Regions from separate parts of the Homo sapiens genome. Here regions 1, 3 and 4 are each linked to region 2. The links are chromatin contacts, found by Hi-C or POLR2A ChIA-PET in ENCODE. All regions are on one chromosome and are shown on one strand. The core of a region is the stretch at or near the end of the contact, and the rest is flanking DNA. Distances in the headings are between cores, read along the strand shown.

Region 1 (2,700 bases), core at 159-2,658, 72 kb before region 2:
GAAGGCAGCAAAGTCAGTCAGAAGTGGCCAAAGAATAGAAAACATTTACTGAGCGCCTACTCCACATCCAGCACAATCCTTCTCAACCATCCTGTCACGGAGGTATCATTATCCCCAGATCTAGCTGGCTTCTAAGCCAAATCATCATCGCCTATTTTGTTGATGGTGAAAGGTGCTGCAATTGGGAGGTGTTGCATGGCCAAGTGAATATGCCCACCTGCTGCACCAAGATGGTGCGCATTGCCGCTTGAAGGCAAGTCATGGATTTTTTTTTTTTTTGAGAGTTAGGAGGGGCCTCAAAGGAATAAAGATAATAAAGGGAGGAAGTGAGGGTTGAGAGGTAAGCCTCAAGCCTAGAAAGTTACTTACAGGATGTAGTTTAAGGGAAACCAATGAGTTCTCCTTGTCCTGAAATATCTCCCTAGCTAACTTATTACAGTGCTAGGAATCATCACCATTATGATTTTATGGTTAAAGGTTAAAACTGTAAGATATATGTATTACTGCTGGGCACAGGGGCTCACACCTGTAATTCCAGCACTTTGTGGGGCAAAGGCGGGAGCCCAGGAGTTCAAGACCAGCCTGGGCAACGTAGCAAGACTCTGTCTCTACAGAAAATACAAACATTAGCCAGGCATAGCGGCATGCACCTGTAGTCCCAGCTACTTGAGAGGCTGAGGTGGGAGGATTGCTTGAGCCCAGGAGGTTGAAGCTACAGGGGACCAAGGTCACACCACTGCACTCCAGCGTGGGCAACAGAGCGAGATCCTGTCTCTTTAAAAAATACATGTATATATATATGCATTACCTGATTACCTGGGAAGGGCAGTAAAACCAAGGAGCCCATCAACATAGGACAACTAATTCATTTATCGGATTAGTCATCACCTGTGGTGACATGACAGGAAGGCACCAGATCTGATAAAAAGAGACAAGGGCAGGTTTAGAAAGTAGGAAAGGTCCACAGCTTGGGATGTGTTTCTGAGACCCGGAAAAACAAAGGTGGCAACAGAGCCTCAGTGTGGGTTGAGGGCAGCAGTGGGTGGAAGGACACCAAAGGTAAACTTGACCTGCTTCCAAATATTGCCTTTATCAAGCACTACCTGGAACCCTATTATGCTTTCACCTCCTTGACAATTGAACTCAAGGGTCATGAGGGTGAGGGACATGAGGCGGCAACTTTGATACATAAGGAAGTCTGGGCTACTACAGGTATACTAGTAGGGCATCTGCAGCTTCCAGGAACCACAGAGCTAAACTAGGCAGGAGTGATGTAAAAGTGCCATGGTTTGGAACGACTTGCCCAAGGAGAAGCAGGTGGACTCCTTGACAGCTCCTGATATGTGTGACTCAGCGCTGGCAGCTTAACAAGGCCCACCCATCATCTCTCCCTCCTGGGAGCGGGCTCCTTTGCGCAGGTCCAGTACACCCTTCCATGTCTGAGACCGCTTGCCTTCCGTTTCAGAGAACCATATGCATAGGCCTAGAATTCTCTTGAAGGCCACCAGAGGGCGGTGTATAGCAGGGACCCTGTGCGATGGGAGCGCACAGCGGCTACTGGCAAGGGCGAGCTCCGGGTGGTACCAACAACCCCCGACTATTTCCTCCTCCCCGCCTCACCTCCACCCAAGACACTTCCCTTCTGGAGCAGCCCAGCTTCCTCCAGAGCTTCCATTCCTAACTCAGGGGCACCTGCCTGCCTGGATTCCAGGTGTCTACTGCGTTGGAACCTAAAGGTTCCAAAAACACCCAGGCTAGGGAAGTAGAGCTGGTGATAATGGGAGAGGGAGGAGGAGGCGCTGAAGACCAAGCCAGTAGAAACAACAATCAGGGCCAGCGATCAGGAGGGGAGCTCGGGTTGTAATGCTGATATGCCCTTGTTTAGGGAATCTACTTCCCCCACATACACCCAGGCTGAATCCATTCTCTCTCTCTGAGCAGCCCTTCAGTAAGGAAATATTCCAGCCTCTTACTGTGCCCCCCTTCCTTTTTCAGGCCATGACTATGCGACGATTGCAAATTATTACCCAGGTTTCCCATGGATCATCAGTTGGCCCAGTGGCATATCAGAAAAAACATCCACCCCATCCAGGCCCTGCCACCAAGGTAGGATGGGGACCAGGACTACTGGCTAACAATAGGGGACTAGATGCTTTGAGTATCAGTACTCATAGGGGCCTGAGCCCCTGCTGGAGCCCCTATAAACAGAGAAGAGGTGTGCACAGTCTTTCCCACCTGGGACAACCCTGGACCCTTCAGCCGCAGGAGCGAAATGCTGGTCCTCTCTGGATGGGAGACGGAAACAGCAGCCTGGAAAAGGGTACGACTCTTGTGGGCTCTGTTGCTTATGGGTTGGGATGCCCCTTCTGAAGGGAGGAAAAGGGTCCCAAAGACCCTGCTGAGGAAGGAGGGGGAGCCGGAAGTAAGCTGTTAACTCAGGTTGGCCACCTTTATCCCCCTCTCTGGAGGTGAATCACCCTCTGAATGGAAGTGTTTTCCAGTAAGCTCCTGAAAGCCTTCCCTTTATTAGCCCACCTTGCAGGAAAACGTCAGATGTCAGACTGGCTGGCTGTGTCAGACAGTGTTAATGCCATGCCCCAGCCCCTCACCTTGGCAAGCTGGGCAAGGGAATCATTATATTACAATTTATAAATAAGAAATAAAATAAAATTATCGGGTGGGGCTGAAGCACTGGGGGAG
Region 2 (2,700 bases), core at 16-2,515:
TCAGCCTCCCAAGTAGCTGGGAGTACAGGCACCCGCCACCACCCTTGGCTAATTTTTTTTTGTATTTTTAGTAGAGATGAGGTTTCACCGTGTTAGCCAGGATGGTCTTGATCTCCTGACCTCATGATCCGCCTGCCTCGGCCTTGCAAAGTGCTGGGATTACAGGTGTGAGCCACTGTGCTCTGGCTCATTTTTGTATTTTTTTTTTTTTGAGATGGAGTCTCGCTCTGTTGCCCAGGCTGGAGTGCAGTGGCGCGATCTTGGCTCACTGCAAGCTCCGTCTCCCGGGTTCACACCATTCTCCTGCCTCAGCCTCCTGAGTAGCTGGGACTACAGGCACCTGCCACCACGCCTGGCTAATTTTTTGTATTTTTAGTAGAGACCGGGTTTCACCATGTTAACCAGGATGGTCTCCATCTCCTGACCTCGTGATCCGCCCACCTCAGCCTCCCAAAGTGTTAGGATTACAGGCGTGAGCCACCGTGCCCAGCCCTAATTTTTGTATTTTTAATAGAGACAGGGCTTCACCATATTGGCCGGGCTGGTCTTGAACTCCTGACCTCAAATGATCCACCCTCCTTGGCCTCCCAAAGTGCTGGGATTATAGGCATGAGCCACTGGGCCCGGTCCAGACCTTGGATTTCATATGCTGGTCTACTTCTAGTATTTTGTGCCCCTTTCCCTTCATTCTTGCCTTAGGGTGAGCTGCCCACATGCACAGTGGCCTACTAACGCCTGGCAGGTGAGCATGCGCAGTGTGTTTACTGGAGTTGTAAACATATTCACCTGAGGTTTTCTTCCCTTTTCTGGTGGAATGCCCTGGAAGGTCATATGCCTCCATTTTGCCTCTTAATGTGCATGCTCGAGCCCACTCGCCCAGTTCCTTAGATCTTACGGAAGCTGCTGATTACCAATTTCAGGTGTTTATCTGTTGGGAAACTGCCTCTCCCTGGTACTGGCTGTGACCAATTATTTTAGATAGGTAGTGTGACAACTGCCTGACCATTGGTCACCTGACATTCCTGGTGGGTGCAGGGAGCCCTCTCCTGCCCTGCTCTTGCCTGTCTAACTACCTACTGTAACAGTACTAAGGAGATTGCCCCCTTGGGAACTCCGTGTAGCTCCTGGCTTTTGTGATTGCAATAGCATCAGTAAAAGCCTGACACTGTGGAAAGACACAAACATGCAAGGACCTGCTTATCTCTAACCTTGCACCACTCACTGAGGCAGGAGAATAGGGACTAGAGGCAGGGAACCTAAGGACTTCCTAGAACTAAATCAAATGAAAATGAAAACACTTCAGCTATGACAAAAAATATCCTCCTCATTTACATAGGGCGTACACCAAGTAACCAGTGGGAACCTCTAGAGGGGATGTAAACCCCAGAAAATTCTTTTTTCTTCCTTTCTTTCTTTTTTTTTTTTTTTTTTTGAGACAGAGTCTCACTCTGACACCCAGGCTGGAGTGCAATGGTGCGATCTCAGTTCACTGCACCCTCCGCCTCCTGGGTTCAAGAGATTCTCCTGCCTCAGCCTCCTGAGTAGCCGGGGTTACAGGCACCCACCACGGGCCATGCCTGGCTAATTTTTGTATTTTTTAGTAGAGACAGGGTTTCTCTGTGTTGGTGAGGCTGGCCTTGAATTCCCAACCTCAGGTGATCTGCCCACCTTGGCCTCCCAAAGTGCTGGGATTACAGGCATGAGCCACCACACCCTAAACCCAGGAAAATTCTGTAACTGAGCCCTTGAGCCCCTATGTTTGGCCTGCTCCCACCCTGTGGAGTGTACTTTCATTTTCAACAAATCTCTGCTTTTGTTGCTTCATTCTTTCCTTACTTTGTACATTTTGTCCAAATCTTTGTTTAAGACACCAGGGACCTGGACACCCTCCACTGGTAACATCATGACATGTATGCAAAAATTGTCCGCAAAATTTACATATAAACGATTAGAATTTAAGAATTCCCAAAACCCCCTTTAGACAGGGTTTCACCACGTTGGCAAGGCTGGTCTTGAACTCCTGACCTCAGGTGATCCGTCCACCTTGGCTTCCCAAAGTGCTGGGATTACAGGTGTGAGCCACCATACCTGGCAGGGAACTTCATTATTTAAAGGAGAAAGAGCAAGCAGGAGGGGGAAAACGGGAGGTAGGGTAGGTAGTGAGGCGAATTGTTACATTCTTGTGAGGCTCTGATTAGCCTCAGTAAATTGACATTTTACATGTGAAAAGGGGAAGTAGAGGAAATGAGGCTATGGTACAGGATTGTGAAATTACAGCTATCTGGTAACAAAAGGAATGCAGTAATTCAGCTCTCAAGCTTAATGTCCCTTTGGCATAGTGAGTTTGGGGTCCCAAGATTCTATTTTCTTTCACACTAACACCAACAACAATAACAACAAAAGAACAAGACATCTGCAAGAAAATAGTATCTTTATTGAGAGATATTATGAAGATATTATGATTAATGTACTGAGAGATATATCACGTATTATTTGGAGGTATCAGATTACAAAGATGCTAATTCTACTTAAATTGCCCTATAAATTAAGTGCACTGGGAAGGTGGAGTAGACATACTTCCTAAATTCCTCCCACTAAATACAACTAAAAACCCTGGACATTATATATAAAACAAACATAAGAAGACTGAAAGAAAAGCCGGGCGTGATGGTTCATGCCTGTAATCCCAGCACTTTGAAA
Region 3 (2,700 bases), core at 144-2,643, 100 kb before region 2:
CCAGTCTTTAAAGAGGCACACCCCAAGACACCAGGCCTCAGTTCTGCCCTGGTGACTGGCTCAGGTTCCCTTGACAGACCCTGCCAAAGGAACGCTCCCCAGCTCTGGCACCCCCTTCTCCAACCTAAAGGCCAGCTCCGGCTAAGATAGTCCATCTGGCTGTGCCCCCAGTCCAACCCTTTCTGGGCCCTGGCCGGGCGGACTTCACTCACCTCTTCACAGGGCGATCCAGAAATCCTCATCCGAGAACATGGCCAGAGCCCGGGCCGCTCCCCGACCTCCAACCGCCAGAGCGATCACAGCCGCCCCCCGCACGGGGGGGCTTAGGGGGGCCAAGAACGGTAAATCCAGGTCGGAGTGGCCACCCTCCCCCCACAAAAAAACAGCAAGAAGCCAAAGAGGGGTTCTCTGCCTCAGGTTCCAGCAGTTTAGGTTTCCATGGACAGCCCCAGGGCGGCGAATCCCGAGCGGACACAAAGAGAGCACCGGTGGCTTTGATCTTGGGCGAGCAGGCTCCGCATCCGCGTCGCCGGGCGGCCTCTCAGTCCTAGGGCCCGGCCAGCGCCCCGGCCGCCCGCGCCGGGCTCGGGCGGAACGTCGAGGCTCTCCAGATGGAACGTCGAGGCGCCTCCCCAGCAGCCCGGAAGGAATGCCGCGCCGCCCCGCGCCTGGCCCGGATGGAACGTGAGACCCTCGCAGGAGCGCCGAGCCCCTCTCCCCGCCCCGGCCGGCGCCCGGGGCCGCGCGAGCTACGGCGACGCGGGGCCGGCGGGGCCGCGGGGCTGAACCTGACACACACCCAGCGCCGGGCTTCTCGACCCCGAGCGCTCACCCTCGGCGGCTTCGAGCCCCCCACCTTCTGCTCCCCCCGGGGAAGGGAGGAGGCTAGGTAGGCGAGGAAAAGGAAGGGGCGGGCGGTGCGAGCCCTCTGCCCGCTCCCCTCCGGCCGCTCCAGGCCCTGCGCTCGCCTCCCTTCCCCTCTGGCCTCGGGAGCTGCCCCGCCCCCGGCCTGGCCGGCTCTGGTCGGTGGCACCCCCTCGACCCCCGGCTGACTGTGATCGCAGGCGGCCTAGAGGTGCATGGCCCAACCCCGGCTCCCGGCACCGGGGGGTCAGGAAACTGAGCGGAAAGTGGGGAACGAGGCAGCCATTTGCAACCGGAGAGGAAAGTAGTGCAGCGCGGCGCCGCTCCGCCTCCCCCCCTCCGCCTCCTGTTCGGCCGGTAGGGTGGTTCCTGCGAAGGGGCTATTTCCTGGCCCAAGAGCTGGGCAGCGGTCGTGAAGATTCGTGAAGCCTTCGGCGCTAGATCCGGGGGGGCCTTTTGCCCGGGGCACCCCACTCGAGAGGGGGAGAAAGGAGAAGAGGCGGCCCTATTTTGTGTTGGAGCGGAGCGGCGGAGGGATCCCGCCCTCTCGGAGGAAAGGCTGTGACTCTGCAGTTCTACGCACACGCTGCGGGATCCTTCCGCTCCGGGTTAACCCCGACCGCGCCGGGCCGGCAGCAGGGCAGACACGTGGGAACGAAGCCCCCCTCCTCTCCGCCGCGGCCCTGGAGCCGCCTCATTTACCGCCCAGGCCGCGAAACTAGGACTCTGGCCGCTGTCTAATTCCATACCCTTGCAGTCGTTGGTCCCTGAAGTTCCAACTGCCCCTTGCTTTGGCCAGGGGCAGTCTTTCCCGGGAGGGGGATGGAAGAAGAGCCAGGAGATTGGCCGCTGCTCAGCATCCTGGGAACTGGAGTCCGCAAATGGAGAAAGTGAGGTACGGCGCCTGGCGCTGCAGAGGGTGGACTCTTGCCACGTTTGGGGACCCGAAGAAAACTGGACGAGTCCCTAGTCGTTCCTCCTGACTCCCAGTCCCCCGTGTGAGGAAGGACTGTCGGTGCCCACACAGTCACTATACACACCTCCCCATCGAAACATAAAGGTAGAGCCTCCCTTTTCAGGGTGCCCCCACTCCCACCTCCAGTCCTTCCAGATATTCAGTACCCGTGTCCCTTTTTTAGTAAACTGAGGTAGCCTCGCTGCTACCTGGCCGGAGTACTGTCCTGGACAAGATCGCAAAACATACTCTTTGCAGGCACCACCCCCCCACCATAAGTCTGGATGAGAAAACATTGGAATGCCTCTTCTGCATCAACGCACACATGGGGTGGACAAAAGGAGACAAATTAACTATGTCCAGATACTTTATATATTCTTAGTTATTCCTCGCCTTCATTATGAGTTACATGGAATTATCTCCATATTACAGATGAAGATTAAGGCTACAATAGGTAAAATTGCCCACAGAACTACATCTAGTGAGAAGTTGAGCCATTATTCAAACCAAAGGCCACGTTTTTCCTAGGATTACAAATAATTATACTACGTTTTTTTAAAAGAAGATGTGGAGAAAGAGGCAGGCAGATTCGATCCAATGCCAGCTTTGTGAGGAAAGGGTTTACGATGCTGTCCAAGAGAACTTTTTTTATTTTTTGAGACAGAGTCTCGCACTGTCGTCCGGGTTGGAGTTCAGTGGTGCGATCTCGGCTCACTGCAACCTCCGCCTCCCTGGTTCACGCGATTCTCCTGCCTCAGCCTCCCTAGTAGCCGGGATTACAGGCGCACACCACCAGACCCGGCTACTTTTTTGTATTTTTAGTAGAGACAGGGTTTCACTATGTTGGCCAGCCTGGTCTCGAACTCCTGACCTCGTGATCC
Region 4 (2,700 bases), core at 69-2,568, 100 kb after region 2:
AAACCTTGGCAGAGATGGTCAGAGAGGCACATTTAGTATGACGCAGTACAAGTTAGTGTTGAAGGGTTTAATTCCTCGGAGCTCTACTTTCCTCATCTGTAAACTAGGGATAATAATTCATAGAGTTTGTCATATGGATGAAATGTGATCATGTGATATGAAAAGCCAACTACTCGGCCAGGCGCGGTGGCTCACGCCTGTATTCCCAGCACTTTGGGAGGCCGAGGCGGGCGGATCACGAGGTCAAGAGATCGAGACCATCCTAGCTAACACTGTGAAACCCCGTCTCTACTAAAAATACAAAAATTTAGCCAGGTGTGGTGGCACGCGCCTGTAGTCTCGGCTACTCAGGAGGCTGAGGCAGGAGAATCGCTTGAACCCGGGAGGCAGAGGTTGCAGTGAGCTGAGATCGCGCCACTGCACTCCAGCCTGGGTGACAGAACGAGACTCCGTCTCAAAAAAAAAAAAAAAGCCAACTACTCTGCATAGTTAGCAATCAAAAAATGTAAGCTATTCATTATCCTAATGAACTGAAAAAACTGCTTTTGCGCCTATCGGGAGGAGACTGTTAGAAGCCAAAGGCTCATTTAAAGAGGACGTAAGGAAAAGCAACCAAAAAGGTGGGAATAGAGTTTAAGGCGCGTTCGTGGTGATTCAGACCTAGAGTGGGGAGCAAGCCCTCTCTCTGGACAGCCCTCAGCGGCGAGGGGAGCGGGCGCCCGCGGGCCCAGCCGGGGTGCCCGGCAGCCAGGACTCCGAGGCGGAACCCGCAGCCTGGTCCCGGCGTCGGCGCCTCCCCGGCGGCGTAGGGAGCGCAGCCGCGGGGACCGGGGGCGAGGCCGGGGCGGTGCAGTAAGGGCTTCCCTCCTGGGCGCGGTCGCCCTCTTACCTGGAGCTTCCCCTCGCTGGGGTTTTGCCCACCTGACGCCCCCGCACCCACCGGGGACGGGGCAGACGTCCGGCCTGCTCCCTCCTCCCAGTGGACACCTCTGTCCCTGTCCCGGCCCATTCTCCAGCCCCAGAGCCCTTCCTGCCCTTCCTCCCCTTCCTCCCCTTCCTCCCCTTCCTCCCCTTCCTCCCCTTCCTCCCCTTCCTCCCCTTCCTCCTCTTCCTGCTCCTGGCTCCTTCCGACGAGTTTGGTTTGAACTTTTGAATCCGCCAATCAGCGCCGCGCGCCCCCACTCCGCGGGTGCGGCCGGGCGCAGGCCAGGGCTCGAAGGTGGGGCCGCAGCGGCACGGGGCGGGGTCTGGGGCCCGCCCTCCCGACACGTGGCCGGGGACCGGGTATATAAGGCCCTTCGGGGCCGGCCACCCTTTCACTACTTCTCCCCCGGACTCCTTGGTAGTCTGTTAGTGGGAGATCCTTGTTGCCGTCCCTTCGCCTCCTTCACCGCCGCAGACCCCTTCAAGTTCTAGTCATGGTGAGTGGGGTTCCCTCGGGGCTGGGGAAGAGTGCGCGTCCCAGGGGACGGCGGGCCCGGAAACTACTGCCTGCACCTCGGGCCGCGCCCAGGACAGCTCCAGACTACCCCGGGCCCCTCCGGTTAACCTGGCTTGTGGCGGCCGGGCTGGAAGGTCGAGTTCACTTGGCAGACACCAGTTCGGGCCGGAAAACCTGGCCCGGGTGCGGCCATCAGTGGAAATGGAAAGCCCTCTTGATCCTAGTGAGGGCTTTCCCCGCAGGGCCCGCTACTGCCCTAGGGAGGAAGGTCAGGGAGCCTGCTCATTGGCCTCCAAGAACTTAAACTAAAAATCCCTCCCCACGTTTTCTCAAGCGACCTCTCCTTCCTACTGCCTTACAAACTGGGCCCCGGAGGCCCTCGTGCGCTCCCGCACCGACGGTGCAGCACTTCCTGGCTCCCCCTCTCCAGCGCCCAGTGACTCGCTGCTGAGTCACCTGTGGCCCTGCCCTGGGGAGAGCTTCCAACTGCGCCAGTCCACTTGAGAATGGAGGCAGGCACCTCCTTGGAAGGGAATAATTAACTTTCACGTTGCCTAATCCTGCATTTCTGGTGTTAATCTAGTGGTAGGTTTATAGCTGAAGCTTTCTACTTAAGCCGGGTTTAAAAACACGTCCACAAAAGGATATTTTCTTATAAAACCAGAGTTGGCCCGGCGCAGTGGCTCACGCCTGTAATCCCAGCACTTGTTCGAGACAAACCTGGCGAACATGGTGAAACCCCGTCTCTACTTTAAAAAAAAAAAAAAACAAAAAAAAACGCTGGGCGTGGTGGCGCGCGCCGGTAATCCCAGCTACTCGGGAGGCTGAGGCAGGAAAATCGCTTGAACCCAGGAGGCGTAGGTTTCCCTGAGCCGAGATCGCGCTACTGCACTCCAGTCTGGACGACAGAGCGAAACTGTCTCAAAAAAACGCAAACCCGGCCCGGCGCGGTGGCTCACGCCTGTAATCCCAGCACTTTGGGAGGCTGAGGCTGGTGGATCACGAGATCAGGAAATCGAGACCATCCTGGCTAACACGGTGAAACCCCGTCTCTACTAAAAAAAAAAAAAAAAAAATTAGCTGGGCGTGGTGGCAGGCGCTTGTAGTCTCAGCTACTCGGGAGGCTGAGGCAGGAGAATGGCGTGAACCCGGGAGGCGGAGCTTGCAGTGAGCCGAGATCGCGCCACTGCACTCCAGCCTGGGCGACAGAGCAAGACTCCGTCCAAAAACAAAAAAAAACCCGCAAACCCCAGAGTAAA

Evidence for each region. A loop is a pair of places that touch in the nucleus more often than their neighbours do. ChIA-PET counts read pairs that join two places held with the same protein, here RNA polymerase II (POLR2A). Pooled maps may share reads with other maps.
Region 1: a pooled map shows a loop between it and region 2 (2.4-fold over the local background). The contact joins two enhancer-like sites. A Hi-C loop is called at or near these places in 2 of 50 pooled maps. POLR2A ChIA-PET finds 5 or more read pairs at or near these places in 2 of 52 experiments (B cell and endothelial cell of umbilical vein).
Region 3: a loop to region 2 is called in a pooled map, with 2.1 times the contacts of the local background. The contact joins the promoter of KMT2D here to the enhancer-like site in region 2. A Hi-C loop is called at or near these places in 2 of 50 pooled maps. POLR2A ChIA-PET finds 5 or more read pairs at or near these places in 5 of 52 experiments (CD8-positive, alpha-beta memory T cell, MCF 10A, OCI-LY7 and 2 more).
Region 4: a loop to region 2 is called in a pooled map, with 2.4 times the contacts of the local background. The contact joins the promoter of TUBA1C here to the enhancer-like site in region 2. A Hi-C loop is called at or near these places in 2 of 50 pooled maps. POLR2A ChIA-PET finds 5 or more read pairs at or near these places in 9 of 52 experiments (A673, H1, IMR-90 and 6 more).

Annotation. Positions count from the first base shown.
Region 1 is chr12:49,086,928-49,089,627 of GRCh38, forward strand. DHH (desert hedgehog signaling molecule) reads right to left here. Exons shown (of 3, transcript NM_021044.4): 3 at 1-2,700. Among named protein-coding and RNA genes, the nearest start is that of DHH-AS1, 3.8 kb to the right of the region's middle. RefSeq lists enhancers at 1,215-1,284, 1,325-1,374. Within about 2 kb of position 1,409, at least 2 of the 41 ENCODE cell types and tissues checked have a DNase peak (open chromatin) inside an H3K27ac peak, as active enhancers do.
Region 2 is chr12:49,159,391-49,162,090 of GRCh38, forward strand. No RefSeq gene overlaps it. Among named protein-coding and RNA genes, the nearest start is that of TUBA1A, 28 kb to the right of the region's middle. Within about 2 kb of position 1,266, at least 3 of the 41 ENCODE cell types and tissues checked have a DNase peak (open chromatin) inside an H3K27ac peak, as active enhancers do.
Region 3 is chr12:49,059,401-49,062,100 of GRCh38, forward strand. It overlaps KMT2D (lysine methyltransferase 2D), which reads right to left and starts at 1,394. Exons shown (of 55, transcript NM_003482.4): 1 at 213-1,394. RefSeq lists silencers at 86-380, 542-1,161 and an enhancer at 1,212-1,461.
Region 4 is chr12:49,263,764-49,266,463 of GRCh38, forward strand. It overlaps TUBA1C (tubulin alpha 1c), which reads left to right and starts at 1,319. Exons shown (of 4, transcript NM_032704.5): 1 at 1,319-1,421. The coding sequence starts at 1,419. RefSeq lists silencers at 641-1,080, 1,121-1,380, 1,735-1,948 and an enhancer at 1,511-1,670.